7 separate regions of the Homo sapiens genome follow, and regions 2, 3, 4, 5, 6 and 7 are each linked to region 1. Evidence: chromatin loops called from intact Hi-C (ENCODE). Cell type or tissue: B cell. All regions are shown on one strand. Each heading gives the region's core, and the rest is flanking DNA. Links, peaks and the distances in the headings are about the cores only.

The links. Hi-C counts contacts between places; a loop is a spot of excess contacts. Peaks named below come from ENCODE experiments on the same cell type or tissue, not always from the same donor. Only the 100,000 strongest peaks of a DNase experiment are listed, where the experiment ranks them.
Region 2: a loop joins it to region 1, with 2.4 times the contacts of the local background. A loop is called at or near these places in 3 of 110 quality-filtered maps.
Region 3: a loop joins it to region 1, with 11 times the contacts of the local background. A loop is called at or near these places in 29 of 110 quality-filtered maps.
Region 4: a loop joins it to region 1, with 5 times the contacts of the local background. A loop is called at or near these places in 4 of 110 quality-filtered maps.
Region 5: a loop joins it to region 1, with 15 times the contacts of the local background. A loop is called at or near these places in 106 of 110 quality-filtered maps.
Region 6: it touches region 1 in a loop (2.2-fold over the local background); 3 of 110 quality-filtered maps call a loop at or near these places.
Region 7: a loop joins it to region 1, with 3 times the contacts of the local background. A loop is called at or near these places in 3 of 110 quality-filtered maps.

The regions. Positions count from the first base shown.
Region 1 is chr5:56,836,693-56,841,227 of GRCh38, forward strand. All of the region lies in intron 1 of MAP3K1 (mitogen-activated protein kinase kinase kinase 1), which reads left to right. Among named protein-coding and RNA genes, the nearest start is that of MAP3K1, 23 kb to the left of the region's middle. In B cell, for the core only: a CTCF peak has its summit at 1,969 (motif pointing left); DNase peaks (open chromatin) are centred at 1,213, 1,939, 2,370 and 4,089; H3K4me3 peaks cover 660 bases; H3K27ac peaks cover 4,000 bases.
Region 2 is chr5:56,312,759-56,317,293 of GRCh38, forward strand. The region is part of intron 2 of LOC105378977 (a long non-coding RNA gene); the gene reads left to right. Among named protein-coding and RNA genes, the nearest start is that of ANKRD55, 82 kb to the left of the region's middle. RefSeq lists a silencer at 1,915-2,054. In B cell, for the core only: CTCF peaks have their summits at 2,009 (motif pointing left) and 2,215; no DNase peak of the experiment used is centred there.
Region 3 is chr5:55,933,657-55,938,191 of GRCh38, forward strand. It overlaps IL6ST (interleukin 6 cytokine family signal transducer), which reads right to left. Exons shown (of 17, transcript NM_002184.4): 17 at 1,439-4,535. Among named protein-coding and RNA genes, the nearest start is that of IL6ST, 59 kb to the right of the region's middle. In B cell, for the core only: CTCF peaks have their summits at 2,648 (motif pointing right) and 2,848; a DNase peak (open chromatin) is centred at 2,645.
Region 4 is chr5:56,410,578-56,415,112 of GRCh38, forward strand. No RefSeq gene overlaps it. Among named protein-coding and RNA genes, the nearest start is that of LINC01948, 69 kb to the right of the region's middle. In B cell, for the core only: no CTCF peak of the experiment used is centred there; DNase peaks (open chromatin) are centred at 2,594 and 3,694; H3K4me3 peaks cover 2,294 bases; H3K27ac peaks cover 4,000 bases.
Region 5 is chr5:56,268,331-56,272,865 of GRCh38, forward strand. No RefSeq gene overlaps it. Among named protein-coding and RNA genes, the nearest start is that of ANKRD55, 37 kb to the left of the region's middle. In B cell, for the core only: CTCF peaks have their summits at 1,430 (motif pointing left) and 2,388 (motif pointing right); DNase peaks (open chromatin) are centred at 1,401 and 2,401; H3K4me3 peaks cover 470 bases; H3K27ac peaks cover 2,255 bases.
Region 6 is chr5:56,326,847-56,331,381 of GRCh38, forward strand. All of the region lies in intron 2 of LOC105378977 (a long non-coding RNA gene), which reads left to right. Among named protein-coding and RNA genes, the nearest start is that of ANKRD55, 96 kb to the left of the region's middle. In B cell, for the core only: no CTCF peak of the experiment used is centred there; DNase peaks (open chromatin) are centred at 1,125 and 2,175; H3K4me3 peaks cover 1,234 bases; H3K27ac peaks cover 3,960 bases.
Region 7 is chr5:55,993,245-55,997,779 of GRCh38, forward strand. It overlaps IL6ST (interleukin 6 cytokine family signal transducer), which reads right to left and starts at 1,719. Exons shown (of 17, transcript NM_002184.4): 1 at 1,540-1,719. IL6ST-DT (IL6ST divergent transcript) reads left to right here and starts at 1,923. Exons shown (of 2, transcript NR_102755.1): 1 at 1,923-2,310. RefSeq lists cis regulatory regions at 487-2,805, 1,499-2,172, a silencer at 1,450-1,929 and an enhancer at 1,761-2,272. In B cell, for the core only: no CTCF peak of the experiment used is centred there; DNase peaks (open chromatin) are centred at 787, 1,857 and 2,157; H3K4me3 peaks cover 2,526 bases; H3K27ac peaks cover 2,459 bases.

The DNA of each region.
Region 1 (4,535 bases), core at 245-4,244:
GGCAGAGTTGTTGAGAACAGCTGCTTCAGCCTATTGTCAAACATTTTGGCCCTATCCATCCAGCATACTTCTTTTAGGGGACTGAAGGAAAGGGACCCAGGAGTGTCTGTGCAGACTGTCATCCTAGTAATGCTTACTTGGAACAGTGAACACAATCGATTCAAGTCTCAAGTCTTTTGATTTACCTTAATCCATTTGAATTTTGTATTTTAGCCACCTTTGTATCTTTGACATAAAACCATCACAGGGTACTCCTCTCAGAAATCTTGGAATAAAATTGACACTCTAGAAAACAGATGCTCCATTTTTTATGCTTATGCTGTGGTTTTAAATGTATCCTGCCAGCAGTATCCCCCCACCTTAAGCTAGGAGAATCTAGGTGTGAGAAATTTGGATTCGGAATTCCAGCACTGCCCCCCAGACATGCCCATTCACTGACCCCCTGAGCTAGTTCCCTTTCTTCCTCTTGGGTTGCTTCCCTAATAGGATGCACTTCATGGCTTTTGCATCTCCCCTCCCAGCCACAAGATCTTTGAATCTCTGAGGGTTTTCTTCAAGGCATTTTATTCCTACTTACCACAGGAAAAATTAACAGCCATTAACAAAATTATAGACATGGGTAAGTTCCTAAGTTAGGTTTTCACTGAAATATATATGAGTCTAGACTCATGGTTCTTAGCTTCTTTACTGACCATCTCTTAGTCTTTTCCTGGGGTTGAAAGCTGTCATTTTTCCCAAGAGTGGTGTGGGAGCTCTTCCCTCTTTCTGCAGTGCCCCAGGACTAACAGTGGATACTTGGCATACACAAAGGCCTCAGTGAAGCTTATTTACATCTTGGAGATCTTTCTGGCGTAGAAGTTCATATTGGAAAGGCATTGCTTCCTCACAGCTTCCTATGTACAAATACTGGGCATTTGGGAGTCTGGATGAAAGATGAGTAAGACAAAGGCTTTGTTCTCAAGTAAAAGTCCAAGGGGAAAAGATTAATCCATTATTTTATTAAGTACATATTTATTGACTACCACCCTTGTGCCAGGCTTTCTGCTGGGGCAGGAGACATAAGCTTGAGACCCATTTCCGTCCTCACGGATCTCAAAGTCAAGAGTGGGAAACAGATAAGAGGCCATTATAGCAGTGCTCTTTGCTGAGTGAGGACTGAGGAAGATTTCTTCACACTGAGTTTTAGGGGACGTGGCCAGTGGGGGAGGCTGAAGGCAGCACCTGGGATGGTTTCTCCAAGGGGACCCTAGAGCTTCAGTTAATGAGGTGAACCCTACAGAGTACTGACACCAGGAAATATGCCTAAGGAAAACTAGATAAACTAGGGTTTTATTTTTATTTTTTGCTTCTTCTGTATGCTAGGCAAACTCACATTTTATTAGCTGTCAGTCTGTTTTCATTTTTCAGTTTAAAAGTTTTCAGGTTGATAACTTTGGTCCGGTATCAGTCAGAGTGATGATGAATTGAGTCAAAGCTGTTGTTTTAAAAAGAATATTCATATGCATGCCTATGAAAAAGAGCTGTCTTGTTTTAAAATGGAGTAATACAATTTGTGTTACAAGTACAGTTCTTTGCCCCATTTCCATTCAAATTGTCATTTATATCTGAAATCATTAAAATTAGAAAACAGTTATGATGAATGTCTTTTGAAGCATATAGCAGGAAAAGTCATAAGTCAAAACCTGCCAGTTTAAAGTAAATGCAATTATTTGGTTCTATGAAATTGTAGCTTTTGCTATAGTGAAAAGAAATTGGCATATTTATGAACAACTCCAGGATCTCATTGAAATGAGGAAGACATTATTTAGGAAGACAGTAATGATTCAGACTATATTTAGGACAGGATGTTAGAGTTAATGTGCCTTCTCTTTCAAGTGATTAGTGGGCAGATGACATCTTTGGTATTAATGATTGCCTGAGTTAACATTTTTAAGGAAAGAGTGCCACCTACTGAATGAAGAGCTTTTGTTTTCTTCCATTCAATTCGAAGAATCTTGTTTCACTTTGAATCCTTAGTGGGTGGCATTTGCTGGGCAGTGATCCCGTCTTCCAGTGGATTGACTAGGGTAGCTAGGATTCTTAGAGGGAGTTTATGCCCCCAAAACCAGGTGTAGAAACAAAACCTAAGCATAAACATGATTCAGCACTTGGCAAGTCTCAAAACCTTACCATCATGTTAATGTACTCACTGGCCCAGAAGGTTTTTTGTTTTGTTTTGTTTTGAGCTAGGAGCAAATGGCTGGGAGGAAATGAACTATTCCAAAAAATAATTGAAGGGGATTGAAGAGCATATGACATTGGTCGAGATCTTCTGGGGAGACTTCGTTTTCCTAGGGAATAATATTAGTGCAGAGATTGCTTGATCACAACTTGGCCATAGGTCAGTGGAGGGATTCCTGAGGTCAAGTTGCGAATCCAAAGGCCTACTTCAGAGTAATCCATATGGTGCTCTTTTTGTAGTTCCTAACAATAGTATCTCATTAGTGAAAGGTTGAGTACATGAACAGCAGCAAACACACCAGTATCCGAATTAAAGGACATCATTTGAGAATTTCGCATAGTCATTATTTTTAGTATATTGGGACATTTTTGATGTTGTGGCTTAATTGACTACTAGGCATCAGCCATCTCCAGCTTTTTCCACTTGTCGATTGGATTATGCAAGTCATGAGTGGTATTTAAAAGAGGTGGACTGTATGCTAAATTGATTTATCCTTGCTTATGTGTACAGATTAATGGTATAATCCATGAGGGGTGATAGATTAAGATCCTGAAGTGAAAAAATACATATATAGTGTCAGGTATATTAACCAATGGTTAGTTGCCTTTTATTTTTCCAGTGTAAAGTATAGCAGATCCTTCAATAATGTCATTTAGTTGAACATTTTGGACAATTTTGCTAAAAAGTTGATGAGGATAAAAATCTCTTCTGGCAGAGGCTACTGTCTGTATGGAGTTTGCATACTCCCCCCATCTCTGGGTGGATTTTCTCTCAGTACTCTGGTTTCCCCCTGACACCCCAAAGATGTGCACGTTAGGTTCATTGTCATGTCTGCAAGGACCCAGACTGAGAGAATGTGGGTGTTTGTTAATGCACCCTGCAACGGGATGACATCCTACCCAGGGCTAGTTCAAGTCTGGCACCCTGAATTGTTGGGACAGGCTCTGGCCACCTGTGACCCTGAACTGGAATAAGTGGGTAAATAATCATCTTATTAATGTTTCTTAAATGTATGTTACAGCTCACATTTTTTCAGTGTTTAGTGTTAGAAGTGTTTGGGGTCTCTAGAAGTTTGGTGATGTTTTTGTGACCAGAAATATGCCATAGAAACTTTCCCACTTGTTTACATCAATTGGCCTATGGTAAAGTTGGTTTTAAAGTCAAAGTTTCTCTTATTGTGTAACTTGCCATTGACATCTACTCATGTTACTTAAATAAGCGTTTTGTTTGTTTGTTTGTTTTTTGTTTTTTTGAGATGGAGCCTTGCTCTGTCACCCAGGCCGGAGTACAGTGCCCTGATCTCGGCTCACTGCAACCTCCGCCTCCCAAGTTCAAACGATTCTCCTGCCTCAGCCTCCCAGTTAGCCGGGATTACAGGCACATGCCACCACACCTGGCTAATTTTTGTATTTTTAGTAGAGGCAGGGTTTCACCATGTTGGCCAGGCTGGTCTTGAACTCCAGACTTGAGGTGTTCTACCCGCCTCGGCCTCCTAAAGTGCTGGGATTACAGGCATGAGCCACTGCGTCCAGCCAAATAATGAGTATTAATTGGCTGAATAGCAAGTATTCTCTGAAAACATTATTTAATAATACAAAACTTGTAAATATTTTAGCAATAACTGTGTTTTCAGATTTGCACTCAGAAAACTAGTATGACTTTTAATATTGTATCCCAGCTTTTCTCCTTTTAAAAAACAGAAAACCCTAACTTCTGTAACTTGACTGAGATTAAGCGTATCTGATACCATTATTCCAGATTATGAGAAAAGTCAGCTGTGTGGCTACAGAGAGCTCTGGCCTGAAGTAGTTATTAATAGAATTCACATTGGGACGTAAAAACAACTGGAACTGAAACTTGGTCTGAGAGCCGCCATGTTTCATGTCTCATTTCAGGCTACTACTTTGCATCTTTTTGACTTACAGCACTTAAATATGCAAATGCAAAATTGTTAAGGTTTTTTTTTTTTTTTTTTAAAGATGGAGTCTTGTTCTGTCTGTCACCCAGGCTGGAGTGCAGTGGCACGTTCTCAGCTCACTGTAACCTCCGCTTCCCGAGTTCAAGCGATTCTCCTGCCTCAGCCTCCTGAGTAGCTGGGATTACAGGCATGCACCACCACGCCCAGCTAATTTGTGTGTGTGTTTAGTAGAGATGGGGTTTTGCCATATTGGCTGGGCAAGGTGTTTCACACCTGTAATCCCAGCCCTTTGGGAGGCCAAGGCAGGCAGATCATCTGAGGTCAAAATTGTTAAGCCTTTTAAGGAAGAGAAATGTATGGCTTATTGATTTAAAAAAAAAAAAAACTAGACAGGTT
Region 2 (4,535 bases), core at 133-4,132, 520 kb before region 1:
CCATAATTTGTCTTTCTTCTTTTTGTTTTCTGGAGGGTAAAATGTAGTTTCAACTGAGAGATCAAACAAAGATACCCTAAATGGAAGCACTCTGTATAGAAGGAAGCTCAAGATTGCAATTAAAATGTTGGCAGCATCATTGGAAGGCAGAGAAACTATCACCTTGGAACAAAGATTGGGCTAAAATAATCCAGAATGAGGAAAATTGTTTAAAAGAATTATCTACACCATGAAGAAATTCATCAGCATTTTGTGTAAAAGATGGAAGGTCAGAAGTAACGTACCTTTCATTTATACTGTGTTCAGATGTAGCATTTCTCAATGGGTATGTTATTGATAATTAGGCAGTACTGTGTTATATACAATTTTTCCACATTGGCAGCCACCTCGCATCCCCAGCACCTCCTCCAAAGTGCCAGCAGCACTCTCAGTCATGGTAAAACTAAAAAAGTCCTGAGAAACGCTGCTCTAATGTTTCAGAGTGCATGTGAATAAGTTATTTCCTTTAATCAGCATAATGATTCAAAATATTTGTAACATTTTCACTCTTCAGATGATGAACTGAGACCGAAAATGAATTGCTGGCTTTTTCACCTGTCTAGTGAAGGGTGCTGCTGGGCCTCAAATTCGAATAGACTGATTCCTAATTCAGTTCCTTCTCTAAAACATTGTGCTATCTTTCAATGGAGGCAGAGATTTATACTTGATTTCATCAACTAATATATATATGCACCTGAACTTTTGTTGTTATTTATATTCTAGCTATGTTCTAAGGAACATAGATTTTGTTAAACAGAACACACTTTGTTTCGCTGAGGGCCTTGATGGACACTTAGCGGTAGGAGCTAAGGGGAACTGGGCTAATTTGTCTGATAGAGGGAGAAGGTCATGGAGCTCCCAGGGAAAATAAGGAAGGAAGAGAGGACAGGACAGAGAGCCTAGAGGTAGAGGACCTTGGGAAGCCTGGAACTATGTAACATGACCCACCCACATACTCTCACTCTGCATCCCAAGGTATTACTTGTACAAAGTATTACTCAAGAAATGCTTAAAGTGTGAATTGTTTTGTATAAAATGACAAAGGGCTGAGTATTACACCTGGGTTGAGAGAGGCTGATACAGAGCCAGTACATATGGACCCAGGAGCCAGAGGCAGGAGGGATTATGAGTGCAAGTTTCCTGACAATTAGAAAGAATCAAAGGCAGGGATGTTCACAGGTGTAGAATTGGTGGATTCACCCAGACATCTGAGACTGTGGAAGCACTAGCTCACATCTGGGTCACAGGCAACTCAAATGAAGGTTGAAATACTGCAATGCTGCTGGGCTCTACAATATTTTCCAGGAATTGTAGTCAGGAGAACTGATTTATGTCAAAGAAAACCAAGCTTGAAATATTTGAAGTGACTGATGATTTACTTCCTAATCTGATGAAGACCATAGAGGAATTCTCTGGATAGAGTTAAATTGATGAGTGAGGGACATGATGTAGACCCAGAAATAAACACCTGGAAGGAATATGCAGCCAGCGGCCCCAGAACTGTTGCTTCCATAAGCATGGAGAGGCTTATGGGTGGTCATTCTCTGTAATAAACATTGGATGGTTCCGTAACTCCAGATTCCATGAAAATGACAAAATGACAGAAAAGGACTGAATCCATATATGGAAAGAGGACCAAATCTTAAGCATAATTATTATCTAGTTATGATTGCTATACACTGGGATTCTCATATAAACATCCAGTGTGTTCACAATAGGAACCTGGTGAAACCTGGCTTGGATTCCTTTGGCCACATCACTCTGTTCATGTTTCAAATGAGTCTGCTCTGGTTTGTTGCTTTCTTGGATTCAAAGCCTTCTTACTGTTAGGAAAATGTTCCTTATCTTTGCCTGTGCCGTAATCTTTATGTGAGAAACAGGAGATGGTGTCCCCGGATGCATGCACAGCCCTGCCGCTGAGAATCTCACTGAGACTTGTGCCTGAGTGCTTCCCCCTAGGGGTTCTCTGTGACATTGCCCTGCAGCCGCAGGCAGGGTGCTCATCTGCTAGGCCACGGGGTCCTTCAAGGATCCCAAAGTTCCAAACCGTCCTGAGAGGAGAATAAAAGAAAGACCATTACTGATGCCAGATTTTTGTGTTGGCTTCTTCTACTCTGATACTTCCACAGGAAGTCTCTCAATTCCTCCTCACAGTCCTAATTATCTTGTCCAACCTTTTGCCCTAAGGCAGGCTTGGGGCTGACATATCCCAGACACAATTAGTCGGTGGTTGACTCTCATTCAAATAATAATAATAAATCAGAATGACATTGGGTTCTTTGAGGATGAACTTGATAGGCATGAAATCTCAAACAAAATCCTGCGGGTATGAATCCCGGTTCCTCTCCCCGACCCCTGGGCTGAGATTGCCTGTCCCAGCCAGCACAGAAGGAGGGGACACTCTATCTGGCTTCCACTCTTCCCTCAGTGGCCCTGGGTTTCCACTGCAACCAGTTTAGAATCCAATATTTTACAAGAAGATGCCACAGAAGGAGCACAGCTACTGCTTAGACAGGCAACTCTCAGGTTTCCAGAATTTAAATGGGTTCAGAAATTATCCTACAAGTCACAGTTAAAGGGTGTTCAGGGACAAGTATAAGGCCCACCAAATAGTTCCTTCATTAAGGGACATTTACAGAATGCAATCGGAGTCCCAAAATTCAAAGAAAAACCCCACAACCTTAAGCTAACCATCTTTAGCTTAATTCTCTATATGAAAACATGAATTTGAAATTTGCATGGCATGGCATTCTACCCAAGCCAATCGTTTTGGCAAATATAAAAATTTCCTGGTAAATATTAATAGGCTCCAACCATCGGAAGTGAGGAAGTGTTGGGGGAGTCAGTATATTCCTTCCTTCACAACCTGGCTACCAGGAGTCATATTACAATGAAAAGAGGTTTTAGAAAATATTCTGACAATACCTAGACATTTATTCACAAAAAGTCTCAAAAACAGTCTTAAACATGGCATGTAGCTAGGAAAGTCCCAGTCTTTATCCTTGGGCCCTCTTTTACCTTTGAGTCGTCTGTTCAGCATTCCCCATAAAAGGCTTAGTTGAATTTAGGACAAGCATATTCTGATGGCAGGTGTGTCCAGTTTTGTACAGGGTCAGGTACAGGGTGCTGTGTGAAGTGGAGGACGTAGAAGCAACTTGGGGGTCTAGACTGCAAGCTTGCACCATTTGTATTCAGAAAGCTGGGCTTGCCAATGCTTATGCTTCATTCAGGTAAGGGCAGAGTTTCTGGTATAACACCCCTAACCAACCATCTGGTTTGATTACTACTCACCTCACCAATTAGAAACTATTTTAAATATCCATTATGTTAGTAAGCCTCCTGGCATGGGTTTAGTTAATTATATTTAAATGCTAAGTGGACCATCTTAGAAGATGTTGACTCTGGCTAGGGTGCTTCATTTGAGTTAACCAACTCCAGCAGTAGTTAACTGCTGGATCCCCCAAACAGGGTATTTTAAATTCTAGCCTCCCCTCTTGGAGGATAGATTAGAGTTAACTTGTATATACAACTACATCACAATGTCTCAACTGAAAAATTTTATTTATTTATTTTTCTATTAAACCAACCAATCAGCAGCAAACGGAAGAATTTTAAAATGAAATACCACACAGACAATATAGCACTTGAGACAGTGAAGACTGCACAAAGCAAGATAGAGTCAGAAGCAAGATAACAGCCTTAATGAGCTGACTTCCTGCTTTGTCTTCAGGAGCGTGAATCTTACTTGCCTCAGTAGATGCTGAGTTCCATGTAATGGCAGGCTCTCTTTGCTGAGATGGATTTATTGTACAAGAAATAAAGCTTCATTGAGCTCTTTCTAAAACTTTCTATTTTAGAGCCTAGAATTTCACTGGCCCAAGTGTACCTAGAATAAATCAGATAACTGTATTCGGAGCTTTCAGAACCTTCAAAAGAAAATTTGTGGCAAGAGCCACAGAAGTGAGTCTGCTCCTCTATCTAAGTCTGTATCTCCACTCTCCTCTGTTGTGCTGAAAGGTAATAAAACTCTAGTAGTGAAACATCTAAGGGTGAAGAAGCATATTTCAAATGTGTTATCAACGCAGGAGCAGAAAGCCAAATACTGCATGTTCTCACTTACAAGTGGGAGCTAAATATTGGGTATTCATAGACTAAAGATGGCAACAATAGAAAATGGAGGCTACTAGAATGAGGAGGGAGGGGGGCAAGAGTTGAAAAACTATTGGGCATTATGCTTAGTACCTGGGTGATGGGATCAGTCATACCCCAAACTTCAGCATCATGCAATATACCCAGCTAACAAACCTGCACGTGTACCCCTTGGATCTAAAATAAAAGTTGAAATTATATTAAAAAGGCATATTATCAAAATTCTATTCATCAATGGAAAAATGGCAGACAACAACTGGTGAATCCCTGCTGAAAGATAAGCCTTTACTAGTATTTTAGGCATTCTCACTAACTTGCAAAGTTATAGTACTTGTGCCCTCAGATCC
Region 3 (4,535 bases), core at 368-4,367, 900 kb before region 1:
CAGAACCACCTGGGGTAGGACCGTGGTCTGAGCACCCAGGAAAAGCCCCTGCCGGAGATCCTCCTGTCACTAGTTGCCATGGGCTAGATTCCACCATTAGAGGAGTCTTTCTTTGGCCAAAAGAATGAGACTCCAGGGGTCGTGTGAGGGTGCATTCTCAGGAAAGTGGGACACATTGACCTCTTTTGCAGGGGTTGCTCTATAGGGTCAGAGCAAATGTATGTGCTAGTAGGGGTGGGGAGCCAGCCTCGGAGTAAACCTTGAGGGCATAAGGAGAAGTACTGCTCTGGGCTCGAGGCTCAGTTAGGACACTTCAAGGTAGGCAATTGCAGGGGGCTGCTTGAGGGCACAAGGTGCCCCATATTCACAAATAAGGGTGGTGGGGAGGGAGATGAGGGGAAGAGAAACTCAGAAGAGTTTGAAGGGCCTGGGAAGCAGGTGTGCATTCTCCTTAAGCTAGCCTGGGCATGACGTCATCAAGAATTTTGCTTAAGTGGTTGGGTACAATTGGTGTACACATCAAAGAATGCGGACTTTGGATCAGGTTGGAGTTGGAACTCCACTGTTTGTCAACCACATGACCCCGGGCAAGTTATTCAACCTCTTGGAGGCTGCATTTGTAAATGGTGCTGGTATTTACCTCATAAGTTTCTAGGATTTCATAACCCACAGTAAACACTTCATAGATGGCATATATTTGCTCACCTTTGGACACCCTGCTCCGGCATGTGGCCCCCAGCAGGTGATCAGAAAGGTCTGCCGGTTCATTTGAAGAGGAGCGGCCCCTCACCCCCAGCAGCAATGTCTAGTCTCGATTCTGACCGTGGCAGTTAAAAGTTTCTTGGAGGTCCTTTCCTAGGCACTGATGCTGGCTGGGTAGCCCTGGTGTTCGTATGTCTAGATTGAACAACTGGCAAAATCCACACTGACTTTGACCTGAAGAGTGGCTGACTTTTCATTCTCAGAACGCTTATGCAGAATTATGGTTTCTATTGTCAGAATCTCAGTGCCTTTTTATTTAAATATTCCCCTTCATGCCATTCCTTTAAAAGCATTATCCCTCTCATAAAGCTTATAGAGCCTATTTCCAAGAATTTTCTATAAATTCATTTAAAAGCTATCATTAGTCAACAGGCTGCTTCTGACTACAGGCAAGACTGCAGGGAAAACCTTTTCCTACGGGGAAGGGACCCAGATGTATACTTAATAGTTGTGTCTTGGACCTGTTACTAAGTGAAGATTGTTCTAGGAAAGTAGGCCTGGACTGAGGTATTAGATTTCTAATCAACAGGCTGGTCTCATTCAGAGTTTGAACCAGCACTCTGGGGGAGAAACCACTTGTGGCCGTTGAATTACTCTGGCTAGCCTGTCTCAGAAAGACCATCCACAGCCAGGGCTAATGAGACAGTTGAAGAAAGAGAAATACTTTACCTGAGGGTTTTGGTTTTTTTTTGGCTTTTATTTTTGTGTGTGTGGATTACCACCATATAGCTCACCATGTTATCCCAGAAAGACTACAATTTCATACAGAATGCACAGATGTTTAAATAAAAAGCCATTTAAGTGAGGGGATAATTCTCACTAAAAAAAGCTCAAAAATAAGAAATGACAATTCTAGATACACTTTTTTGACATGTAAAATGACATAACCATAGTCACAGGGAATAAAGAATCAGGTTTGAATGTCCACAGGTTTCTAAAACTAAGCTCTGGCTTCGTATCTGTTGAAAATCTTTAGCGGTTGGGGAAAATAGCTATATTTAAAAACAAATATTGAATTTTGAGTTGAAAGGTACATTTTCCTCCCTTGATGGAGACAGAACTTTTCTATGGAGAACCCAAGCAGCCTTTCCATGATCTTACTAAGTTGTCCAAGAGCCAACCCCGATCAGCAGCAACAGGACTCAAGCTGTTCACCCTGCTTTCGAGTTGGCTGAGCTTCCTGCTGCTTTCACACATTCTTCTTTTTCTACCTCAGTTCCTCTTTGCTTGTAGTCTTTCACTCCATTAACTTGCCCAAGCACTGGACTTAAGTATGGAAGAGCCTATACGCAGTTGTAATATATTTCGTATTTTGAAAGTGTAGAAGTTTGTATTAATTTAAAAAGAAAAAGCTTAAATGGAAAGTTAAGCAATCCTGAACAAGAAAACTCTCTCACTGCCTTTGGGCTAGAGAAAGAGTATGCTCTCAAGGAGTTACATAATCTTTTCCAAAGCAGGATGGACTGTATCTATCATACACATTAGGATAAGATGAGCCACCACACCTTAAAGAAATCAGGCTTGAGCCTATACAAGCCATAACCAAATAGAAGATTTTAAACAAAGGAGCACATAGCCCAAAGCTGACATGTTATTTCTATAAACTCTGGTATATATGTGAAGGAGTTACTGTTGGCTGGCTTGTGGGTTTTTTGACTCACTACATTTTTTTAGACAAAATCACAATGTGAAGGCACATTAATAGTTGAGATTTTCTTTTCCTTCCAGGTGGACTTGCTGACTGATTAGTTTCATATACTACTTAGTAACCTCAAGAAGTAGCAGGAGGATGCCATGTATCAATCTTGAACTTCAAGTCTCACTGCAACAAGGATGGAGACTCCAGCAGAGTGCAGGGTGGGCACAGACAGGCCACAAGATGGCGCAGCACCTCCATACTTGGGCTCTTGACAACCAAGTAGGTTTTTTTTTTTTTTTTTTTTTTTAATGTCCACTAGGAGGGAGGATGCTACGATTTCAGACCTCAGCTATTAAATAGTAAATCTGGAAAACTAGTGGATAAATTTGCCATCTCCATTCTATGTTATTAAGACCAAGATAGTGTACTGGTTTTCTTTTAAATCACATTCCATTATGTCATTTAAAATGTCACAAAACCCACACGAAGCATCTCATTTACACTAAGATGCTTATTTAGCTAACACCACTAATGATAAATGCTGTTACAAATATGCATAGTCAGATGATAGTAACCACATACAGAAAAAAAATTTGAACAAGTATTTATTTCTTAAAATTTACTTAAGGGATTAGAGCTAATATATAATAGAACATTTAATATAACATTTGGAGTTATGTCAACATAAAAATAGCTGTGGTTACAATTAGCACATGCAATTCACTGCAAAGGTAAAAATACATGCTATACTCTAGACAAGCCTTCCAAATGAAGTTAGAGTAGATGGGGTAAAACAGCAAGTGAACATGAAAGGATTGCACTTAGAAGAAAGTGGGACATAGCTAGGATATAAAAGAAACATACCTAATGCTAGTCAGTCACTGCATTGTCCTACTAGCAAATTGCACATTTATTTTTAGAGTATATTCAATACACATACATATTGAGACTAGAGAATTTTCAAATATCTACCTTTGAAATATCCCTTTGTTTCTAACACATCACATTATGGTATTAATGTAACAGCACTTAAAACCTGTAGTTATCATTCAAAGCTTGTGTTCAAGAGATAAAAGAACATCATTCAGACAAAGCCTGTGTTCAAGAAATAAAAAAAACATCTATCACTATCGGCCTTAAATGCATCTCATCACACGACCCATCAACTTTAATGAAATGGGTAATGAAGTTAAACTAACCAGTTTGTACAAACTATTGACTGAGAAAAAGCCCTTAAAAATTTAGGAACAAATGAGCAACAGAAGAGCTCACCCTGAGCTGCCACCTTTTAATTTTTAATGCAATGTATATGAGAATATCATGCTAATGCACATACTAGTAGCATGTATGATGGAAAAAAATAGGTTAATGCAAAAGATAATACGCTTGGCTTTGTAAAGTTTTGTTTTGACTTACATCATCTGAATTCTGTTTATCGAGTCTGAAAAGGAACTGCTGCCAAGGACCAGTCCAAAGAAGAATTAGGCTGTAAGACTGCTAGTTCATACCTTCTTTGAAATCAATGACAATGTCCAATTTTAGGCTAATCCTAAAACACTTGCCATTTTATGACTCCATATTCTTTTAATTTACAGAAAAGTACAAATTTTTTAGAAAGTAATCTTATCAGCACAATATAATCTAACAATACCTGTAATAGAAAGCTATCCCAGTAAATTTTTTTTGAACAATTGAACTTTTGTCTTATGCAGCTTATAACTTTGTTATTTTATTCATCTCAACAAAATAAAACTTTATTGAAACAAAAGTGTATGGTTTAGGAATATGCTCTTAATAACAACTGAGCAAAATTAGAATGATGTGGACTATAACAGAATGAAGGAAGATCTCTCCTGCTTGATGTACTTGGTCAATATATGTTAGTAAACAGAAATATTTTAGGGAATTCTATGATTATTCTACTTCTACATTTACATGTCATGGTTTTAACTAGTTAAATGGGTAGAAAAAAGACATCTTTAATAATTGATTTCTATTTCTCAAACTAGATGCTCTACTTTAAATATGAGCTTTAATGAATGTTTTGTAACATTTTAAAGTTGTAACATTTCTAAGTATACTCCACTAACTTCACAATAAGAGCTAGGGTCACTGGATGACTTCATGTGGTAAA
Region 4 (4,535 bases), core at 165-4,164, 430 kb before region 1:
TCCTGACCTGTTTGCTTCCTCAGTTTACACCACACTCTCTCCTTACTTCCTGACCCTTTAATTATATCCTCCTTTTAGCCCCCGTCTCATGACTACAGAGGGACTTGGGGAGATGGGCAGTCGGTGCTTGGCCAGAGGCAGAACTGAACCTGGCTTGCAGGTGGGTGCCCGCTCGCCTCCCAGCTTGCTGAGCATGGTGGGAAATGTGAGGAGGCCTGGAACCTGGCCTTGACTTCAAGGATCCTGAAACTTGGGTTAGGAAATGGTTTGTGCACACGTGAAGTTTCCCAACCATACATGACAGAATATGAGTGCTATAGAGGACACCAGCATAACAAGGGCATGCCATTGCCTGCCCGACTCCACATACTGTGTCTGGCAATCTTGTTGCCACTATTTCTCCATGTTTGGATCACATGTATTCAGTTTTTAGTGATTTTTAATTGAGGACCTACCTATGTACCCTATATTGTTCCAGGGGTCATGGGATGCATTTTATTGGCGACACCTTACCATTCAGCCTGCCTGGAAGTGTGCACAGGGCTGACTTCAACCAATTAAAATGTCAACTTTATAGAAATGAGCTTAAAGGATCAGGAGAAGTCCTCTTTACATCACTAAGTAACTGAATAATGTGCTTCCTCTGTGCCATTTTAAAAAATCATCATGCCTTCAATCCTAACATTGGAACTGTATTTTCAGACAGTCACGTGGACATTTTTACGCTTGCTGATTTTTATCTAATTTTAAATGATTTTGAAATATTTCCTCGGAGTATAGGTTCTTTCCTAGAAGTTTATAAGTGTGAGTTCTACGGTAAAATTGAGGGGAAAAAACCCATCATTTTAATTTAAAAAAACCAAACCTACAGATTTTTTGTTTTTTTTTAAAAGCATTTTCCTTGCATGAATTAGGAACATTTCAGACTCAATTATTTCTACTTTTTAAAAATTTTAAACTGATTTTTGGAATAAAGGGAACTAATCAGTGTTTTAGCCACATCTTTGCTTCAAGGCAATATAATTAATCAGATTGCTATTTTAAGTCAGCCTGGGTGCTGCGTTGCCAGCTTTATAGTTTGAGGGGCTTAGGAAATATTTTCTAAGGACTTTGTACATACATAATAATGTCAGACCAAAAGAAAAAAATCAATGCATGGGTTAAAAACCGCATATTTATCCCATTTTATATGGTGAAATTTGTCTATTATATCATTTAACAGAAAACCATGAAGCCTCTCACACTATTTTGGAGAGTATAGCATTGACTAAAGCGAGGTTGAAATGAATTAAAACTGAGAGACAGAGAGAGAGAGATTTAAAAATATTTTATTCATTAATTCATTCACTCACTTATTTGCTTATTCATTAAACATGACTAAGGGCTCATTAACACATTAGTAGGTGCTATAAAGCAGAGTATGACATTTCTCTCAAGCTCTTGAGATCCCTTTTAAGCTACCCTTCCTCCTTTCTCACATTCTGGCTGACTCTCCTTCTAGGATAAGTGGATCTCTACTGCAACTCTGCACAGCCACGCCTAACCTCCTCCAGACACTCTCTACCTCTATGCCTTTGCTTCATTATTTTTCTGCTCACTTGTCCAAACCTCATCCTTCTTTTCCTAATAGCTCAACTCAGGCCTAGCTTCAAAAAAATAAGCAATTTGTATTGAGCTCCAATATAGAGCTATGAGGGTTCTTATATATAAAGAAGTACAAGATGCAACCAGGACTGTACAAACCCTGCTATCCTGCTTAGGAGTTGTGAGCCATGCTTCAAGCTTAGAGGATGTTGGCAACATATGGCATGTGTGTAATACCAGACAACTGATTCCTACCATGAGTGCTATAGGAGGTTGTGGGATGGAAAACCACTGGAAGCTTCTTAGGAAACTGAGATTTAAAATTTGAAAATAAGATCTGGGTGGCTGTGAAAAAGGGACAAGACATTCCCAGTGGGTATGAAAAGCTACCAACTCCAAGAAGGCCCAACCCAGTGGGTACCAATTACTTGCCCCCTAATGCACACATCTTGAGTTTAAACTTTGTCTCACAAGCTTAACTTGTATGCAGGCTCTTTAGCAGTGGCTTAAAAAAACAAAGGTGGGGCAGTGTTTCTGGTTTTTCTATTTTTCTCCATCCTATTTTATTTTAAGCTCCTCATAAAGAGACTCATATCTGATCTCTAGTTCAAGTTGTCCGGGTGTGCCCTGCCTCGTAGACAGACTGTGAAAGAATTAGCAGATTATAAGAATTTAAGCCCTTGTGGATATATCTGTGACAATGAGGCCAGGTGCTGGTGTGAACTGAAAAAGAAAGAGATGAGAGAGACCTGTCACTGGGCTTTGTCCACAAAAAGTGTGCGAAAAAATACGAAATCATTAAGTATTGATTTATACTGGTTATACTGCAGTATGAATGCAACCATAAAATCCAGGGGAACAGTGAAACAAAGCCAAAATATGAGTGAGGATAAGCATGGTAATTCAGAGGAAGTAGGCTGCTTGGGTCCCCGGTGGTGGGGAAATGAGTGGATGGGAGAAGCACTGGGTTGAGGAGGGTGCTGGGTGAGGCTGGGGCTTCTCTGGCTGCAAATGACGTGAGCACTGTCATGTCAGGAGACCTGAGACAGCAGCAAACTGTGAGAGGGGCTGGGCTCAGCTTGCTGTTTAGTTTCACATCCGCTGACTTTAAGTATTAATATCTGCATTTAGGCAGTAACTGTGAAGTAAGGGAATTCTTGATCAAGCTTTCCTATTTATGTTGTCCTTATCCCGACTCTCTCCCGTGACAATACAAATGCCAGCTAAGCCAGATTAATAAAGATGGGAACACTGGACTCTTCCTGGAGAATTCTGGGTTTTTCTGCATGTTTTTCTAAGATCCATTAAGAAGAGTTATCCAAATCTTGAAAATAAAGAAAAAAGATGAATGCATACCTTTTAATCTGCTTGCCCAAAAGTCATCTGATATTCTAGGGGGAGGTAACATTGTGTGTCTTACTAATTAGGACCCAGACTCTGTAAAGTTTGATGTTATCCCATAGAAAATGTTACATTGCTAAAGACATCTGTCCAGAAAAAAAAAGGGTAACCCCGATGGTTATGGCTTTATTGCCCTGTAGGACATTAACCAGTTTGGTGTCTAACTTTGCACTCTTATTTCAGAATTACTTCCAATGACTATCCACGTGATGGTTGTCATACTCTTCTTTATTCCAGCTTTGTCATTCTGCTTCTTCTCTCGTTGAGTTAAATAAATCTTTGACATCTGCTCACTATATGTTTTATGAGAGTTAAGTTTTTAACTTAAAAATAATTATACTTTGACAAATCTTAGAAGTCGACTTGGTGTAATAGGTTTAATTTGCTGATTAACAAAGATGGCTTATGATGTATCTTTGTTAATATTAAGAACCTGAAAATCTTGCAATTAGCATTCATAATTTTATACAGTGTATTTTATACACTTCTCTGCATAAGAACACTGATAAGAAATAACTAAGAGGAACCGGCATTTTGTAAACCATTGAGTGAGTTTTGAATAAGGTTAGCGACAGAACCAAATAATTTTTTAATTTGCAAGAAATGTTCTGCTACTCTGCAGAACTGTTCTTCCCTGCACCCATCTAATTGTGAAATTCTTGCAAGGCTTCAAGTCAGGAAGCATTTCAAATAGAAAGAGGAACTTTAAAAAATGTGCCCCTGGGGAAAGATTTTCCCCCTTCTCCTCCCCGAAAAGGACTCATAATTCATTTCAGCTGCTTTGTATTTTCATGGCATCATTTTTTTAAATAGCAATAGAAAATTGAGACTTTATGGGAGAGGCATCAAATATAGGGCTAAATGTTATTTTGTCTTGGTAAGGCCTAGCACAGGATTTTATTAGCTGCTGATATTTTGTGGGAATCCTGAAATATCTAAATTAATTGTCTTCTTTAAACATTTTTTTTTTTTTCTGAGACAGGGTCTTGCTCTGTCTTCCAAGCTGGAGTGCAGTGGTGTGATCATGGCTTACTGCAGCTTTGACCTCCTAGGCTCAGATGATCCTCTGGCCTCAGTCTCCTGAGTAGCTGGGACCAGAGGCATGCACCATTACACTCAGCTACATTTTAAAATATTTTTTGTAGAAACATGTTTTTGCTATGTTGCCCAGGCTGATTTTGAACTCCTGAGCTAAAGCAATCCTACCACCTAGGATTTTCAAAGTGCTGGGATTACAGGCATGAGCCACTATGCCACCGCGCCAGTACATGGATCTCTGTACTTGCCTGGGCAAGGGGGTGAGAATCTGTCTCTACAAAAAAAGTTTTTAAAAATTAGCTGGATGCAGTAGCACACACCTGTAGTTCCAACTACTCAGGAGGCTGAGGAAGGAGGATCCCTACAGCCCAGGAGCTCGAGGCTACAGTGAGCTATGATTATGCCACTGCACTCTAGCCTGAGCCACAGAGCAAGACCCTGTTTCTAAAAAAAAAAAAAAGATATTGGGGTCAACCATCACTCCTAGTCTCTCCATGCATGAGAAACTTCAC
Region 5 (4,535 bases), core at 409-4,408, 570 kb before region 1:
GGACTACAGGCATGCACCACCACACCCATCACACTTGGCTAATTTGTGTAATTGTTCTTTTTAGAGATGGGGTTTTGCCGTGTTGTCCAGGCTGGTCTCAAACTCCTGAGCTCAAGTGATTTGCCTGCCTCAGCCTCCCAAAGAGCTAAGGTTATAGGTGTGGGCCACTGTGCCTGATTATAATATACATTTTATTAAAACAAAGAGTTCATATCCTTTTTAAAGTTTATTTTTTTTTACTGTAAGTTCTGGGGTACATGTGTAGAATGTGCAGGTTTGTTACATAGGTACACACGTGCCATGGTGGTTTGCTACACCCATCAGCCTGTCATCTACATTAGGTATTTGTCCTAATGCTATCCCTCCCCTAGTCCCCCACCCCCCGCAACAGGCTCCAGTATGTTATGTTCCCCTCCCTGTGTCCATGTGTTCTCATTGTTCAACTCCCACTTATGAGTGAGAACATGAAAGTGTTTGGTTTTCTGTTCCTGTGTTAGTTTCCTGAGAATGATGGTTTCCAGCTTCATCCATGTCCCTGCAAAGGACATGAACTCATCCTTTTTTATGGCTGCATAGTATTCCATGGTGTCTATGTCCATTCTATCCATTCTTTATCCAGTCTATCATTGATGGGCATTTGGGTTGGTTCCAAGACTTTGCTATTGTGAGTAGGGCTGCAATAAACATACGCATGCATGTGTCTTCATAGTAGAATGATTTATAATCCTTTGGGTATATACCCAGTAACGGGATTACTGGGTCAAATGGTATTTCTGGTTCTAGATCCTTGAGGAATCACCACACTGTCTTCCACAGTGGTTGAACTAAATTACACTCCCACCAACAGTGTAAAAGCATTCCTATTTCTCCACATGCTCTCCAGCATCTGTTGCAAAACAAACAGTTTATTTCCTATACAATTTGCTCATTGTCTATAACATTGGGAAATAAAGGAGAAAAGTGTGACAAGTGACTAAATAATTTCAGTGATGACTAGGACATTTGTGAAGTTTATCAGCCAACAAAACATAATAAAATTGAGTTGGTCCCTAGTCTCCCAAATATCCCCTCTCTGCAGCTCTGGAGGGCTGTGACGTCAACGAGGAATAATGGCTCGCGTCCACGGTTCTGGTTGTTTTCTCCTTCAGTTTTCACAATTCTTTTTTTTTTTTTTTTTTTTTAAGTGCTAACCTGCTTTCTTTCTCTCTGCCAGGGGTGGATGTGATTACAAAGCTCTTCTCAGCCTCAGGTAAAGATTATTGTTACCTGTGGTCCTGAGAGACCTGGCTCTATTTCTCAAACCTTTTGTATGTGTGCTGGGAAACCCTAGGGTTAAATGTCACTTCTCTAGAGAGCTGGGGGAACTTTCACCACCACAAAGTGGCCTAATCCCACGCTCTGTCTGAGGGTTTCTCTGGAGTCCCTCTGCTGGCCATGAGAAACAAGAGCAGAAAGCAGTTCTTTAGAATAAGAAACCCAGAATTTTGTATTTGAAAGTGATACATAGAGATGTAGAGAGGCAAGACTTTTCCTGCTCAGCAAAGGGAAGTCACACTCAGGTTATGATCTAAAGCAGTGAGACTAGGTGCAAAATCAAAATTAATTTAATACAGGGTACTGGAAAAAAATAATTCCTTTGAGGAATAACTGGAATGTACAACTAATGTTTGGTTTTTAGAACAAGGCTGGAAGGCATGTTCCTTACCCACAAATACTCCGCCTTTCCCCCAGGTTGCTTTGGTCTGGTCTAATTCATGAGTCAGATTACCAAGGTATCATACAAATAGACAGACGCCATACAGATACCAAACTGAACCGATGGAATCAGACACTTGAGTGTGCGCAATTGATGCAGCACTCTGATTACGGACTGGGCTTTGTGGTCCATTGGCCCTGGGTTTCATTAACTGTCCAGGCTCCCTCCAGAGACTCAGGGCATGTTTTGTTGCTGTGGGTGGTGCTCTTGCTCTATCAAAGGGACCGCAAGAGAGTATGCGCTTCAGATGATGACCAGTATAGGTGCTGAAGGACTTCTTATACAAAAAGAAGCAGCTCCTGGTGTTTGTCACCAAAAGGATGAGAAAAAGAGAAATGAAAATCAACCACATATGCAACAATGTCATATCTTCTCGACTCATTTTCTGATCAAACGAAAATGAAAATAAAATCCATGCACTATACAATGACTTAGAAATATCTACCAGCCCAGAGAAGTAGATAAAGAGTGAAAATATTTCAAAGGAGATGGATGAGAAATAGATGGCACTTGGTGGAAAGTCCTGACAATACAGCAAAGGAGAAACTGGTCACTTGTGTTTAGGAAAGGGCAATGTACTGAGGGGCCTTGGCCATCCCTGAGGTGCAATGCATGACAGCAGCCAGTGGGGGTCAGAGGTGCTCCATGGCTTAGAGCGCCTTTAACCCTCAGCCTGCAAATCCTGCGCACAGGAGACCAGCTGGACCTCCTTTGGAGCTGGTACTTCCCTCCAGGCAGAGCAGAACTGTGAAAACATAGGAGGTGGTTGATCTCATATGCTTTACCACAAGCGCACTTTTGACTTCAAGACAGTTTGCTGATTTTATTTTTTCTTTCACTTATTCTCTTCCCGTTTCTCTTGTTCCCAGCAAAAACCTCTCTGTTGATCATGGATACAGGACAGTCATCTCTCTGAGTTAAGCATGTGAACACCCAAAATCAAGGACTATAGCCTGTTTCCTGAACCCTTATCTCTCTAGGGTACAGAACTTTTTTTAAGTCACTGGCAGTTTGGAGACAATGCTTAAGTGGGTGGGTGGTTCTGGTTGGTTTATAGGTACACACGGGCATCCGGGCTGGAGGTGGCTCACACAAGCTCATGAGAGCCAGTTGTGTAATCTCTTCCCTGCCCCTAGTTAAGTGATGTCATGTTGGTAGCTTGATGTTGGCCATGGTGGGAGTATTTATGCTACAAAAATGGCCATTTACTGCAAATCAGGACTACCCCTCTCCCTGCAGCACCCCAGAAAGCTGGTTGTTAAATACAATGAGTACACCAATGGCCCCAGGGCAGGTTTAAGAGTCAGAGAAGGTATAAATTGCTGGTCAGGCCTGGTGGCTCATGCCTATAATCCCAACAGTTTGGGAGAGTGAGGTGGGAGGATCACTTGAGCCCAGGAGTTTGAGACCAGTCTGGGCAACATAGTGGGACCCCATCTCTACAAAAAAATTGGCTGGGTGTGGTGGCACACACCGGCTACTAGGGAGGCTGAGGCAGGAAGATCACTTGAGCCCTTGAGGTTGCAGTGAGCCATGATTGTGCCACTGCACTCCAGCCTGAGTGACAGAGCAAGACCCTGTCTCAAAAAAAAAAAAAAAAATTACTTAGCCTCATGTATGTTCATGTTCAGGCCACAATGCATCTAGTGAAAAGAAAAAGGAGCAGTGTTTGATTAGCTGAGAGGATCTTCCAGTATGAACCATTCCAGAAACTATAGTCAACAATCCTTTAAAGATGCCTTTCCTATTAAGGGCAAGCAAGAAATTAAATAAAATTTTTGTTTGTAATTTTTAACAGTTGAATTGCAGTACTAAGTGGCTCATGAAGCCATGCAACATCTTTTTCCTTTCAATTTTGAGCCTTAGGAAAAATGTGAGCTTTCTTAGAAAGCTTGTAACATCAGATTTATCGTTTTTATGAAGCAAAAATCCAGAATAAAAACAGTGGCCACCAGGAACCATTGAACAATACATGTTTGCTCATGTCATGTTCATGTACAACTCATGGATTTAAAGGCATAAAGTTAGCTTTTCTCAGAGAAAACACTCTATCACATTCATGGATTAACTTTCACCCTGGCCAGTCTATCAAAATTACTGGAAGACACACACATTCAAGGAGTTTGCTGTATTATAACATTTGCAACACTTTCTGCAAAGGAAATAGGTTTAAGTCATTAGATCACAATATATATTTTTATCATTAATGAAATGTTTTCAGATAGATTATCGGCCCCATGGGGTTTCTGGCCATGCAAGGAAGATGGCTAAATGGGGGTGCTAGCTCTCTGGGCTTGGGAGATGGAGTAAAAGCAGTGGGCAGGAGGGCTGAGGAAATAAGTCATTATAATGAGGCGGTGGGAGCCAGGTTTCTCACTGCAAGAAAAGAGTAATAAACATAGGAAAGAAGAAAGCTAGAATGAACGCTGTGGTCTATGGGATTAGGATGAGAAGTTTTGGTGTAAATTTAGAGTTTGCACTATGTGGGGTTGGATAAAGAAACAAAACGTTGATATACATTTCTGTGAGTCTGTGCATACACTTTATATCTTCATGTGTGCGTATGTATACACATTCACACATGTACACAAATACATACATTTCCTAGCTTTGTACTAGAGAGAGCTTGGGAGTAGTGAAATCCAATAACAAAGATCCTACCTAGAATTTAGTTTCTAAATATTATACTATTTTTCCATGAATATGGACCAGAATTCCTTGGAGAAATGGCCGATCTCACAGGTGGACCAGGAAAAATATGCCAAGTTTAAAATATCTT
Region 6 (4,535 bases), core at 277-4,276, 510 kb before region 1:
CCCTCACTGCCTGGAAGAGGATATGGGCACCATAAACACACCTAGAGGGAGTGTGGGCATGCTTCTGCCACCTCCTTCACCAGCATGGTGTGAGGCTGAGGGTGAGGGCTGGGTGTGGAGAGCCCAAGGCCACTGGGAGACAGGACAGGGAGGGAAGTTTAACAAGACTGTGCTTTGCCATGGGTTCAGTCATCTCATGAGCTGAGGCTTGGGGTCCCAAGGCTGACTTCTCAAGAAACATTTGGTCTAAGAGCAGAAAGGCGGAAAGGTCTGTCCCTATTAGCCCTTGTCCTCTGCATGATCAGAAGCCAGGGACCACCCGTGAAGGTGTGAGTAGAAGTTCATTTTCCTGCTGACCTTTCAATCCAGAGCCTTTGGGTGATGATGGCTCTGAAAGGTGGTAATTAGTGCTAATCGAGGTGATGGTTTTGTGAAGCTGACACCTATCCATTAGGAAATGGACTGAGGCCAAGGGACCAGCCACCCCACCAGGGGACAAAAAGCTAAAAAATCAATGCGTGGCCAAACTCTGCACAATTAGTGTGCTCCTCCAACCATGCTTTAGTGCACAAAGGGAACCCTTGCAAGGATAGAAAATGGGAGCTCCAAGGTTGAATGCCACCCTAAGCCTAGGAATAGAGACATAAACAATGACAAGGAAGAAGAGACACAGTGGGAGAGAGAAGAGGAATGGCGGGAGGGCAACTCGGTGTGCTTTTATGAGGGACAGAATACACTCGGGCAGCTGAGAATAGCACGCAGTAAGCCAAGGGCACTCACTCATCTACATTCAGTATAAAGCGATTTCCTGATTTTTCATGAGTTATGCCGCTTGCATTCTATCAAATTTGTTTCCTGTTCCTTTACTCCAGTGAGTCTCTGCAGGTACCCAGAATTCTGCTAAAATTTGGCATCATCAAGGAACAAAACCTTCACTCATGTTATTGCGATAACTTTATAACTTCTCTTTTCCTTATGCCCCATCCAAACCATCCTCTACACTTAAGCACAAGTGAATTTTTAAAAACACAAATCTGAAAGTGTAACTCCCCTGCCTAAACCTTCCACTGGCTTGCTATTGCTGTTGTACTTAAGATAAAACCTCAAGTCTGCCACATGGTCTGGCTGTTGCCGACCTCCCCAGGCACTCTGCGTGCCGCTCTCCCCACCACTCTCCGCCCTCCTTTCCACCCTCTGTTCTGGCTATGAGTCTTCAAGTAAGTCATTCATTCATGTACATATAGTATAAGTATGTATGTATGTAGACATATACGGAAGCAGATAACCAAGTTAGATATCCGTTTGACTAGAAAGCTCTTTCCCCTGTAATGTGTATGCCTAACTGCAATTTTTTGTTCTTCTGACACACACAGAAGCCTTCTCAGACTCTCTCCCTTTAATTATGTTCCCCTTATTAATTTTTCATAATTCTCATAACATTATTTTCACCTTAATAGCTCTTACTACAAATTATATGTGTGTGTATGATTCATGTGTATATATATATATTCATATTAAAAGATCAATTAGTGTTAGCTTTTAAACTAATGTAAGAGTCTTTAGAAACAGGCAAACAGATTAGAAACACTTTTCTTCCTTTTTTACTTCCTTCCTTTTCTTTTTTCCTTCTCTTTGCTTTGTTCTTTTCTCTTTTTTTTTTTAAATACAGGCATAAATATAGAAGGGAGGATCATATATATGTGTGTGTGTGTGTGTGTGTGTGTGTGTGTGTGTATATATATATATATATGTATATGAATCATAGTTTGCCTTTTTGCTCCTCCACTAAATTGTTAGCTCTAAGAAGTGGGACATGTATGCTTTGTTCTCTGCAGTAAATTCAGTTCCCCAACCCCAGATATTCTGGGATTTGATTGGTCAGGGGTGGGGTGGGGTCTGAGCACCGGCCTTTACTGAAAGTTCCTCACATGGTTCTCATGTACAGCCAAGTGGAGACCTGTTTATCTAACCCACCTTCATCATTTTAAGAAGGAAGGAGCTGAGGCCCAGAGAGGTCACCTGACTTGGTCAAGGTCTCTTGGAGCTGGCTATAAGCAGATTGAGACAAGGACTCAGTTCTTTTAGGGCCTGGTCTCTTTGCACACTATAATGTCCCTTCACTTAAGTTGGAGAAGCTTTATCACTGAGTAGAGAGAGGTTTCTTTCATATTTTTGCATTCTTGGAGGATGACTAACTCATGCTTGTTAGCCTGGGACTTTCCAGGTTTTAGCGCTTTAGGTCCTGTGGGTCTCAGGTAAAGGAAACAAAAATATGCCACTCCAAAATATACTTCTTTGGTATATTTTGATATGACTATTCACAGGAACTGCAAACCACAGGAAAAGCTTTGAAAAGCTGTCTTTTGGGGAGGCGGGGAGATTTGCATCTGTAGAGGAAATCTACATTAGTGAAATGAAGTTAACAGCAGACACAAACAGGGTTTTATAAGGCCTCCCTTATCCAGACCTAGGAAAGATTAAATCACAGGAAAGAGGGACTAAAGTTCTGACACTTCAAAAGGTCTGACAGATAAAGTTTTACCACATAAGAGCAGGATACTGTCTGTTCTTTCCGAGGGCTGCTATCCATGGGGCTCTATCTGCATAACAAGATAGCCTTTGCTCACCATGCCTTTTCTCCCCTCTTCCTCCAATAACTTGTCTTGCCATGCCCCAAGCCTCTATTCCTTGCTGTATGGTATATAACCTTCAGCCATCTGGCTTTCCATTGAGTCTCATACTTTGTGTGTGGCTTCTGTGTCCATATGCACATTAATAAAATTTGTACACTTTTTTTTCCCTGTGAATCTGCCTATTGTTAGTTTGTTTTATAGACTCAAATTATTTAAACTTCAGAAGCAAGAGCGAAGGAAATTCTCTTCATCCCTACCCAGGCAAGCTGAGATGGTTGACATCACTGTTTGCACAATCACTAAGTCCAGGTTAGGAAAGAGAAGCAATGCCATACGGTGATTGAAACCCAAATTCTAAAGCTAGACTCACCTAGGTTTGAACCGTGACTTGTCAATTAGATGATGACCTCAGGCAAGCTTCAGTTTCTTTATGTGTAAGAAGGGAGAAATAATGTTGTATGCCTTAAACAGTTGTTGTGAAGATGAAATTAGCTAATATTTGTAAAGCACTTAGCACAAAACATTGTTCATAGTAAAAGATCAATTATGGTTAGCTTTTAAATTGATGTAAGAGTCTTTAGAAATGGATAAAATGATAGATATACTTTTCTCCCTTTTTTCTTTCCTTCCTTTTTCTCTTTCCTTCTCTTTGTTCTTTTTTCTTTTTAAAATGCAGGTGTAAATATAGAAGGGAGATGTGTTTCTGAAGGTCTAGCAATTGCTAGAGCACTAAAATACCTCTTTTTTTTTTTTTTTAACCAGCGCTCATTACTGTCTGTCAACTCTAAATGCCACCCAGACATTTCTAGGTAGTGCAATTTTGCCCTGCCAAGTGAAAGCATTTCATGACGCTCAATCATTAGGCAGCTATTTAAAACAATTTTCTTTCAGAGCTTCTCCTTCCCTTGGGCATTCATGCTGAAGACTCTGTCAAAGTGCCTATTTCCTGGAATCTGGCTATAGCAGACTTCCCAGAGGTTGGTACACCAGACTAATCATTTTTCTAAGGCAGCACTGGAGCCCTCAGGATACCAGTTGAATCTGATCCACATGGTAGCTCTGGGAACACAAAATGCTAATGATGTGGAACTTAGGCCACTGGTATTTATTCTATTGTTGTTTGCTTATTTATTTATTATCCGTGCAGGCCAACCAAAAGATAAATTTGGGACCAACCTCAAACAAGGTAATTGGAGTGTTCATTCAGTAGTCTTAGCTTACTTGTACTGGCCATCTTTATGTCTTTAGTGAGTCCATATTAGAAATGACGGTGTCTTTTTAGAAGGATGAACTAAGCAGAAATGTAGAAAAATCAGAATTTTTGAGATTCAACTTTGAAGACAACCTCCTCCAATTCCTTGGAGAGTATTTTGCTCATTTAATACTTGGTTACATTGTAACATTTTGCAACCCACCAGGAAATCACTCTAACAGTAACTGCTCGTCAAACAGTGACAAGAGGATTTGGGGAAGGCAAACAGCTGCAGATTCAGATGTGGGAGGGAGGTGGGCAGATGATGGGGGAATGAATCTTGAGTGTCCACATGCCAGGGAGAGGCTCAGCCAGGAATGACACTCCAGGGTGACTGACAGTCAATGAAACTTGCCATTCTAATCAGCAATAAAAAGGAATGAGCTGTTGCTATACACACAACAGGGATGGATATTAAAATAAATGTGCTGAGAGAAAGAAGCCAGACCAAAAAAAAAAAATAGTGCCTACTGCCTTTCATTTATATACAATGCTAGAAAATGGAAACTATTTCACTGTGACAGAAAGCAGATTAGTAGTTGTCTGTGACTGCACTGCCACCATTCAACCTGTTTCTTAGGTCAGTAATTTGGCATCACCTTGAATCTTCCTTCTCGCTCTCGCTCCTGGTGCCCATTGACTCAGTAGAC
Region 7 (4,535 bases), core at 239-4,238, 840 kb before region 1:
GGGGTTTTTATGAGAAACGTGTCAACATGACAAAATGATTCAGAGCACAGGATTTGGAGTCACACAGATCTAGTTTTCAGCGAGACTCCTGTTTCCTTCTCTATAAAGGGGACATTTTAACACCTACTTCACATGTATTTAACTTTCGCCCTAACACTGAACTGAAGTGCAAAGCCTTGGAAACAAATTTAAATAAATTGAAAATACTGCAATTCACAAATAAGAGTGAGAACAACATTTTTAGTTACGTAAGACTATATTATATTAAATTAGGTGGCAGCAGTATTTATAATAATCTAAATTGCCTGTGAGAAAATTAAACTGGTATTGTCAATACATACTTAAAATAAGAAAAAAATCCCACTACAGTCTGTCCTTTTTGACACTTTCTCCTTCCTGTAATTTTTTTCTTTCACTCAAGATTAAAAACAAACGTTCAAGATTATCCCTAAAGAGAAATAGTTGGAAAGCACAATTTAATAGCAAGTTGGTTCTATAAATGTAATATTTCAGTTCATAGTTCAAAAATACTTCCAAATAGGAATTAACATGAATTTAAGAAATTAACATAATGGCACACAGCTAAACTGATGATCTGAGTCCGTAATTTCAAATTAAGAGTTGTTCCAACTTGAAGCTGGCAGTCATACACAGTTTAAAGGGTTTGTTTACAGCACTGTCAAAAGCAAATACCACAATCTTTCAGAAAATTCACCCTGGCATTCTAATAACTAGTTATTTTAAGGCAGTATAATTGTTGAAATACTTCACAAACTAAGCCAAAATGCGTTTCCTTCTGAAGGCAAAAAAAAAAAAAAAAAAAAAAGGTGACGTCTTATTTTTAACCTGTGATTTTTTTTTTTTTTCAGTTTCGGATTATGAAATAAAATGCTGTTCATCCACTGAAGAACAGACCCTTGCTTCCTGCACTATCTTCAAAAGTTTAGGTCGGAGGAGGTAAAATTTTAAAAACTGATTTGTTCTCCTTGGGATACAGTGAGATGTGGAATTCGTTAGGAATGATAATTATTAATAGAAAAGATCAAAAGAAGGAAAGAAACGTTAATAGTGTTTATAAGCATTGTGAACTTTCAACAAAGCTGAAACGTTACGATTTCAAGATGAAAAAACGGCTTTGGGGAAGGGAAATCCACCTCGAGAATGAAGACAAGTGCGGAGCGAATAGAATTTCAGGGGAGATGAAAAGGGGATTGGGAAAAACGTGGGATCTGGTAACAAAAAGGGGGGTTTGTTCTTGAAGGGCGTTCTGCGGGGCGGGCGTTAAGAGGGGTGCGTGCGTGCGCCTGGGTGAAGTTTGTACTCAGGGCTGCGATAATCGAGGTGACAAAGTTGTGGAAGTAGAATTCGGAGGTCCGGGAGCAGGAAGGGGAAGGAATGTGGGGATTTCCAGGCTGGGCTGACAAGTTCCGGGCGCTGCTCTCAGGGGGAAGGGAGGTCTCCTCGAGTGCCAGATAGCCCGTCCGAAACCACCGACACTCTAACTCCAGCTACGCGACCCAGCACCCGGCCCCTCCTCACCTCAGGCCGCGCCGCCTCGACCCTCCGCGTCTCCACAGCGCACGAACCCCTTGGCGCCAGGCTGGGCCAGACCCGTCGGCCTGGCAGGCGCGGCCCCCGGTTCAGCTGCGCCGGGGCGGCCCAGCGCGACTCCGCGGGCCTTTTGGCTGCTCGCCCCGGCTCCGGAACACTGTCAGATCCTTCTCCGCAGAGGTAGCGCGCCACCCCAGTCCCGCGGCGGGGCGGGGCGCTCCCCAATCCCGCCCAGCTGCGCCCCCGGCCGGCCAACGCTGCGCCCCGCCCCCTACCGGGACCTAGGCGCTGATTGGCCCCTGAGAGACCCTTTGCGCCCAGGCATTGGTCCAGTGGCCGCCTGTCGACGAGGGGGCGGGACTCCGAGGGGTAGCGATTCCCGTAACGCGGCTCTTCGCGTCCCGGATTCCGGTGGCTGCGTCCGCGTCGCCTCTCCCAGACTAGATCGAAGGGTTCCCCCCACCTCCCCTCTGTGGGCGGAAAGAGCGGAATGTTCCATTTTTCTGTGGAATAACGGGGTCATGAACTGGAGCCCGGGTGCTGCCCGCCGCCCGCTGCCCCCGCCCTCCCTTCTCGCCAGGGCGCCTGCGGCCTCTCTTCGCGGCCTTCCCCGAGGGACTCAGAGCCGCGAGGGACCGCCTAGCTCCCTTGGGGATGGGGAAGGCGTGGGAGCCTCTTGGGGAAAGTGAAGAGCTCGGTGGCCGTGACTCCGCACGAGACTGCGGCAGATTGTGGCGGCGGCTTCTCTCCAAGACTTACGTAAACGAGCCTTGCCACAGTACTTTTTTAAATTAGTAAATGAGTTTGGGTGCGATTGATCAGTGAGCCCCAGAGGTGGTGGCCCACCAAGCGACTAGTGTTTCTTTGCGGTTTGTACCTCCCCGTTTATGATAAAAAATACCGGGTAAAAACCTATTCATCCCGCCTCCGCCCCCCCCTTTCCCTCAGAAAATGGACCTCAAGGCTCATGATGTTTGTTTCTCCCCAAAGGAAGATGAGAATCTTGAGTTAAAAGATAAGGCATGTGCGTGCGTGCGTGTGGGGTGTGTGCGTGGGTGTCTGTAAAAGTAAACACCCAAAGGTAGAGGTTTTTGTGGAAGAATGAGAGGATATAGGAAGGAAATAATGGTTTAATGAACTTAAATTATATCCATAAATTAACAATTATAAAGTTCTTCATTATATTGAGGATTCAGATAGAGTAAAACATAGATCGAATTTTAATCTCTTAGTTGTTGATCAGATAATTTATAAAAGGGCAAAGTGGGCCTGCTAACGGAGTCGCAGGCAAAGTAGATGGTGCTGCAGCTGATGTGTTCAGCTCTTGCTCCTCCCTGTCATCCTATATCTAACCTATAGATTGTGACCAGATTCTGTTCTAGCTTTGCCATTTAGAGGGGTGTTTATTTTAAAACAAATTTTTATAAAAATTTGTTAAATTGAAAATTTTGTATAGATCCAGGAAACTTGATTTTTTTGTTGTTGTTCACAGTCTCACTCTGTCACCCAGGCTGGAGTGCAGTGGCTGGATCATGCTCACCGCACGTTCAAATTCCTGGGCTCTAGCGATCCTCCCACCTCAACCTCCCAAGTATCTCAGACTACAGGTGCCCCTACAATACCTGGCCAATTTTTAAAATTTTTGGAGAGACAAGATTTTGGTATGCTGACCCGGCTGGTCTTGAACTGCTGGCAACAAACGATCCTCCGGCCTTAGTGGCCTCCCAAAGTGCTGAGATAACAGGTGTGATGCAAAGATGTATTTAGGGGAGATGTATAGTGGTTAAATGTACCCTCTGGTTCTAGATTGCCTAGGTTTAAATGCTGATGCCTCTATTTCTCATCTCTGTGACCTTGGGCAAGTCTTTTCAAATTTCTTCATCTGCAAAATGAGAATAACAATACCAACCTAACAGGATTGTTGCAAGGATTAAATGAGTTAAAATACATACAGTGTTTGGCACATAGTAGGTGCTCTGTAAGTATCAGCTATAATCATTATTGAATGTCTACTCGGTCAACACTTCTGAAATATTTTAGTATCACAACATATATTAAAAATGATGATATTTTGCTGGACGGGGAAGGGCAGGTACACAGAAGTGGATTGATATGTCACAACACACCAGCCTGCCTTGGCACCATTAGGAAAACAAATGACTGAGTTAGTGCTTTTATGGGTGTCTTTTTATTGGCTCAGCTCAGGTCCTGCTCCCAAGAAACTCACATTTTATGGGAGTAGTTAAAGTCTGAGGCCAAAAGGATGAATCAATATTGGAGAAGTATTTTTCAGAGCAACAGGACGGAAGACCTCTGCTGTGCTGGAATTACATGACTTTGCAGATACCTCTGTAGAGTATTGGCCTTGAAATTACGAATTTCAGATTAAGGATTTGTTACTAGAAAGCCTTGTCAAAATGCAAAGGTAAGTAGGGGAAAGTAGTATATTAATGGAGAACTCTCCATTTGTGTCCTGTGACCATTTGAGATTTTAGATATGTCAAGAGCAGGCCGGGTGCAGTGGCTCACACCTGTAATCCCAGCATTTTGGGAGGCTGAGGCAGGCGGATCACTTGAGGCCAGGAATTCAAGACCAGCCTGGTGAAACCCCAACTCTATTAAAAATACAAAGATTAGCCAGGCATGGTGGTGGGTGCCTGTAATCCCAGTTACTTGGGAGGCTGAGGCACGAGAATCACTTGAACCCAGGAGGCAGAGGTTGCAGTGAGCTGAGATCCTGCCACTGCACTCCAGCCTGGGTGACAGAGCAAAACTCCTTCTCAAAAAAAAAAAAAAAAAAAAAAAGAGATTGAGGAAACTGTACAGTGAGAAAGTAACATGAAGGCACCAAAATTACAATTACTTGGGAGTAAGTGAGCAAAGCTTAGGAAATTGTGCCATGGAACAAAGGTGATAAATGTCAAAGACAAACTTTGCCTGCATTTCTAATTCCCTAAATCTGGTGCTGACTAGGATATCCCTTT